Regions from separate parts of the Homo sapiens genome. Here region 1 is linked to region 2. A link is an interaction called in ENCODE POLR2A ChIA-PET data of the cell type or tissue named here. Cell type or tissue: GM12878. All regions are shown on one strand. Region 1 overlaps MRPL35 (mitochondrial ribosomal protein L35). Region 2 overlaps ST3GAL5 (ST3 beta-galactoside alpha-2,3-sialyltransferase 5).

Region 1 (2,500 bases), 340 kb before region 2:
TGAAATAGACTCTACCAGCCAGGCACAGTGGCTCACGCCTGTAATCCCAGAACTTTCCAGCTACTTAGGAGGCTGAGGCAGGAGAATTGCTTGAACCCCGGAGGTGGAGGTTGCAGTGAGCTGAGAATGCACCACTGCACTCTGGCCTGGGCAACAGAGTGAGACTCCGTCTCAAAAAAAAACAAAAAACAAAAAACAAAAAAAACCCCACAAAGAAATATACTCTACCTATTAAGGATCACTGAGGTATGCCCACATGTCAGGTTTCTCTCAGATGTGGTAAGTCTGGGAGTGGAGGAAACAACTGGTGTCTGAATATGACTAAAACGTCCAGTGGACAATGCAGAAATAAGAGAGGCATTCTTGACACAGTTGCGGTAGGTTGAAGATGCCAAAATATTCAGGGGCCGTAGGATTCCTGTAAAGATAGGAGCATATATATTTAATACTCCAAAATATGCATCCAGATATTAAAAATTAAGAGATGTATCACTGCCACCAAGTATTAAACATAATTAACGTGCCCTGAGCATCAGACTCATCTGTGAAGCTTTTACCACCTTACTAAGGTATAACCATAAATTAATTACTGATTTTATGTATATAATTCAACAATTTTTGGAAAATTTAGAGAGCTGTGCAACCATCATCACAACCAAGTCGGATGTCTGCTAGCTCTATGTCCAGTACTAAGAAAAGAGATGTGTGTAACATTTATTCCCACCTCCCAGATCTTATACTCTGGTGAGACAGAATTCCCACACACAGTACAATGGCAGGTCAGGGATGCAAGAGCATGGACCCTTCCTGGAGAGACAAGAGTGGCGACAGAAAGATTCTCGAAGAAAAGAGAAGAGGCACTTGAGTTCTCTAGAAAGTGAGCAGGCCCTTAGAAGAGGAGGAGCACATTTCAGGTAGGACGAACAACATAAGCAAAGGCATGGGGACTGAAACAAATACAGGTGACCCTTGAACAACATGGGTTTGAACTGCACAGTGCCACTTACACACAGATTTTTTTCAAAAAAAGTTACACCGAGTATGCCTGCCTTTCCAGCCTCCCCTTCTAACTCCTCCACCTCTTCTTTCTCTGCAATCGCAGAGAGAGCAAAACCAACTCCTCCTCAGCCTACTCAATGTAAAGATGATGAAGACCTTTATGATGATCCACTTCCACTTAATGAACAGTAACCTATTTCTTTTCTTATGACTTTCTTTTCTCTAGCTTGTTTTATTGTTAAGAATACAGTATATAATACATATAACATGCAGGATATATGTTTTTAAAATTCTTTTTTTGAGGCAGGGTCTTACTCTGTGGCCCAGGCTGGAATGCAGTGGCACAATCATAGCTCACTGCAGCCTTGACCTCCTGGGCTCAATCTATCTTCCCACCTCAGCCTCCTAAGTAGCTGGGACTACAGCATGTGCCACCATGCCTAATTTTTGTAGAGACAGAATTTTGCCATGTTGCCCAGCCCAATCTTGAACTCCTGGGCTCAAGTGATCCACCTGCCTCAGCCTCCCAAAGTGTTAGGATTACAGGTGTGAGCCACCGTGCCCGGCCTCAGAATATATGTTAATCAATGGTTTATGTTATTGGTAAGGCTTCTGGCCAACAGTAGGCTATTAGTAATTAAGTTTTGGAGGAGCCAAAAGTTATACTTTTTTTCAACTTGATTTTCAACTGCTTGGGGTTGACACCCCACCTGCTGTATTGTTCCAGGGTCAACTGTACATGTATGGGTTGAGGACCAGACCTGCCTCAGAGGCTGAGACTGTTCGCCTGACTATCAGAGACGCCTGGGGAGAAGTAGTGGGCAGTGGGGTGGAACAGGTCAGAAGGCAGATTTCAGAGAGCCTAGATGTGTGGTCCGGATGCAGTCCTCTTATCAGTCCTTCCCACTATGGCCAGACTAATAGTTCATGGCTGCAAATCGGAATCACTCGTGGAGCTCCGACTCCACCCATAAATTCTGACTGAAGTCCAGTTTGGGACTCAAAATTGTGTGTTAAAAAAGTTCCGCAGGATGATGAAAATGTCCTCAGAACTTAAAGTATAAAAAAAAAAATGCACTAATACAAGACTAAAAAAAAAAAAAAAAGTCCTAAAGCTGGAATGTGGTAATGGTTGTACAGCTTGCTAAATTAATAAAAAAACATAAAGCTGTACACATAAAATGGGTAATTTTATGGCATGTAAATTCTACCTCAATAAAGTTGGTTAAGAAAAATACTCCAGCCAGGCATGGTGGCTCATGCCTGTAATCCTAGCACTTTGGGAGGCCGAGGCAGGCGGATCACCTGAGATCAGGAGTTCGAGACCAGCCTGACCAACATGGAGAAACCCCGTCTCTACTGAAAATACAAAATTAGCCGGGTGTGGTGGTGTGCGCCTATAATCCCAGCTACTCAGGAGGCTGAGGCAGGAAGATCACTTGAACCTGGGAGGAAGAGGGTGCAGTGAGCCGAGACTGCAACATTGCACTCCAGCCTCGGC
Region 2 (2,500 bases):
TTTCATGTCTAAACATAGAAATCCAACCTTGCAATCTAGTCTTCTGTCTCACTTTACTGACTTAGGAAGTGTAGGGGAAAAGGAAATTTATAAGAATAAGGCTTATGTTACATTCAGCCTCCCTTGAGTCACCAACCAATATTTATTGAGGCCCACCACGTTCATGACGTCATGCTGGGCGCCAGCCACAAGGCAGCAGGGGAGATAGACCTGCGCCCTGTGCTGCTTAGGCTGTGGGTGAGGTGGACTCGCTCCAGGAATTAAGGCACAGTCTGATATGTGCTACAGACACTGGGCTTGCCTTCACACCCTTTTCTTTTATTTTTTTTTTAAATCAAAATAAGGGAAGTGTATGCACTGAATGTAACACCTTTTCTGGGGCTGAAGAGAAGAATAGGTAATATTAGGTTTTCAAGATTGAAAATTCAAAAGGTATTAAAGAGTCTCAGTGAAACACCTTCTCATCCCTGCTCCCCATTTACCCTCCATATTTAAAGATAACCAGTGTCACCGGTTTCTTGTGTATATGAGAAATATTTTGTGTGTGTGTGCTCTGCCATGCCCCGTGCCCAAACCCACTTTTACACAAATTGATAGCATCCTGTTCACTTATCATTATACATAATCCCAACTTGTCCAAGTTGTCATGGGAAGCCTGTTTTAAATGAGAATTTTAAAGTTTTTAAAACACTCCCAGCAACACTTCATTGTATTCTCATCCTCAAATATTAAGAAATATTTTGCATCTATTATGTATAATATATTATGCTAGATGCAATTTTTTTGAAAAAAAAACTGCCCCTTTATTTAGAAAATGGATTACTTTCTCTTTATTTCTTGCATTTGTTTTTTCAAGAACAGAATTGTTTAAAGCAGTGGTTCTTAAATTTTGGTTGAAACTTTTTAGCTTGCGGTTTGTGTCACTGGAGAACTTAGTAAAAATGAGATTTCTAAAACTAAGACTAGACTCAGCTCTTTTCTCCAAGTCGTGTGTGTGTGTGTGTGTGTGTATTAAACTATATAATAGTGTGAATTTATCAGATCTGTAAAAAATATTTTTTAGGTCATCTTAAGGGTAACTAATGGTCCTGTCTCATTTCCCAGTCGGCCTCACTTCCGGGTAGAATTCTTTAGACGTACTGTGAATAAACTGTTTCTTTTCTTTTCTTTTTTTTTTTTTTTTTTAAGGACTGACAGAATTTTCAGGTCACAAAAGATTGAAGCCGAGATTCTGTAGTTCAAGTCTATTACTTGATTTTAAGTTCAATAATTGACATTGTGATTCAGATTTTGTTACAGTGCTCTTGCAAAAAAAGTTTTTTCTGTGTTTGCTTATAACAAAGACAGTCATAAATGACTAGTTTATCTTGTCAGGAAAATAGGAAATGGCCCCTTCCTTTCACCCCAATGTCAACTTAAAGATTGTAGTTTTATGCTGCATAGCAGGCAGACTCATTTAGGATTCCGTTTTCAGTTTCACATTGCATCTCATGATTCTCACATGACTACATCATAATACCTAATTGATTTTTTTCCAGATGTACATTGCTTGTGTTTGGAGTGTGGATCCTTTATATCCTCAAGTTAAATTATACTACTGAAGAATGTGACATGAAAAAAATGCATTATGTGGACCCTGACCATGTAAAGGTTAGATATCCCATTGGTGTGGTTTAAATGAAAACATTGCCAAGCATATGCTCAAACTATAATATCATTAGTCTACTGTGTGACAAATATATGTTAATAAAAGTTTGAACTCAGAGGGGAAAGCACTTAATCTCAGCACTCCAAAACCAAAGACAACCTTCTTCTAAAAACCCACCACTAACTACTCCACAGTATCCTTCTCCCATTTACTGCAGCTGGGGTGTGGGATGAGGTGGGCTCAACCCAACAGGCTCTAGGGCTCCTCTCCTGGAATTAATTTGCCCTGATGCTATAAAGTAAACAACAAAGAAATTCTTTCTTTTTTCTTTTCTCCCTTTTTTTTTTTTTGAGTCAGGGTCTCGCTCTGCACCCAGGGTTGAGTGCAGTGGCAAGAACACGGCCACCTCAGCCTTCTGAGTAGCTGGGACCACAGGTGTGCACCACCATGCCTGACTAATTTTTTTATTTTTTGTGGAGATGGGGTCTTGCCATGTTGCCCAGGCTGATCTTGAACTCCTAGGCTCAAGCTATCCTCCCGCCTTGGCCTCCCAAAGGTCGGGGATTACAGACATGAGCCACCATGCCTGGCCAGAAATTCTCTTAGTATCATCTGTCCTTCCTGTGTTTTATTTTTAATTTTAATGAATTCACATTGCATTGCAAGATTTTTCTTTCAGCTTACATTTATGTTTCCAAATCAAGTGACATATCAAATGCTTATGTCACTGATTATTTTAGTGGCTGGATTATCTGATAACATTTAGCCCAGGATGGAGGAAGAGATGATTTTAAATAAAGTAGCATGAGAGGGATGATAACTGACATGTATGGATGCTTTATATATATTATC

The links. ChIA-PET counts read pairs that join two places held together with the same protein. Peaks named below come from ENCODE experiments on the same cell type or tissue, not always from the same donor. Only the 100,000 strongest peaks of a DNase experiment are listed, where the experiment ranks them.
Region 1: POLR2A ChIA-PET joins it to region 2 with 6 read pairs; 2 of 35 experiments call an interaction of 5 or more read pairs at or near these places.

The regions. Positions count from the first base shown.
Region 1 is chr2:86,204,024-86,206,523 of GRCh38, reverse strand. MRPL35 (mitochondrial ribosomal protein L35) reads right to left here. Exons shown (of 4, transcript NM_016622.4): 2 at 229-418. Among named protein-coding and RNA genes, the nearest start is that of MRPL35, 5.8 kb to the right of the region's middle. In GM12878, no CTCF peak of the experiment used is centred here; no DNase peak of the experiment used is centred here.
Region 2 is chr2:85,860,331-85,862,830 of GRCh38, reverse strand. ST3GAL5 (ST3 beta-galactoside alpha-2,3-sialyltransferase 5) reads left to right here. Exons shown (of 7, transcript NM_003896.4): 3 at 1,539-1,650. Among named protein-coding and RNA genes, the nearest start is that of ST3GAL5, 27 kb to the left of the region's middle. RefSeq lists an enhancer at 1,455-1,534. In GM12878, no CTCF peak of the experiment used is centred here; a DNase peak (open chromatin) is centred at 1,460.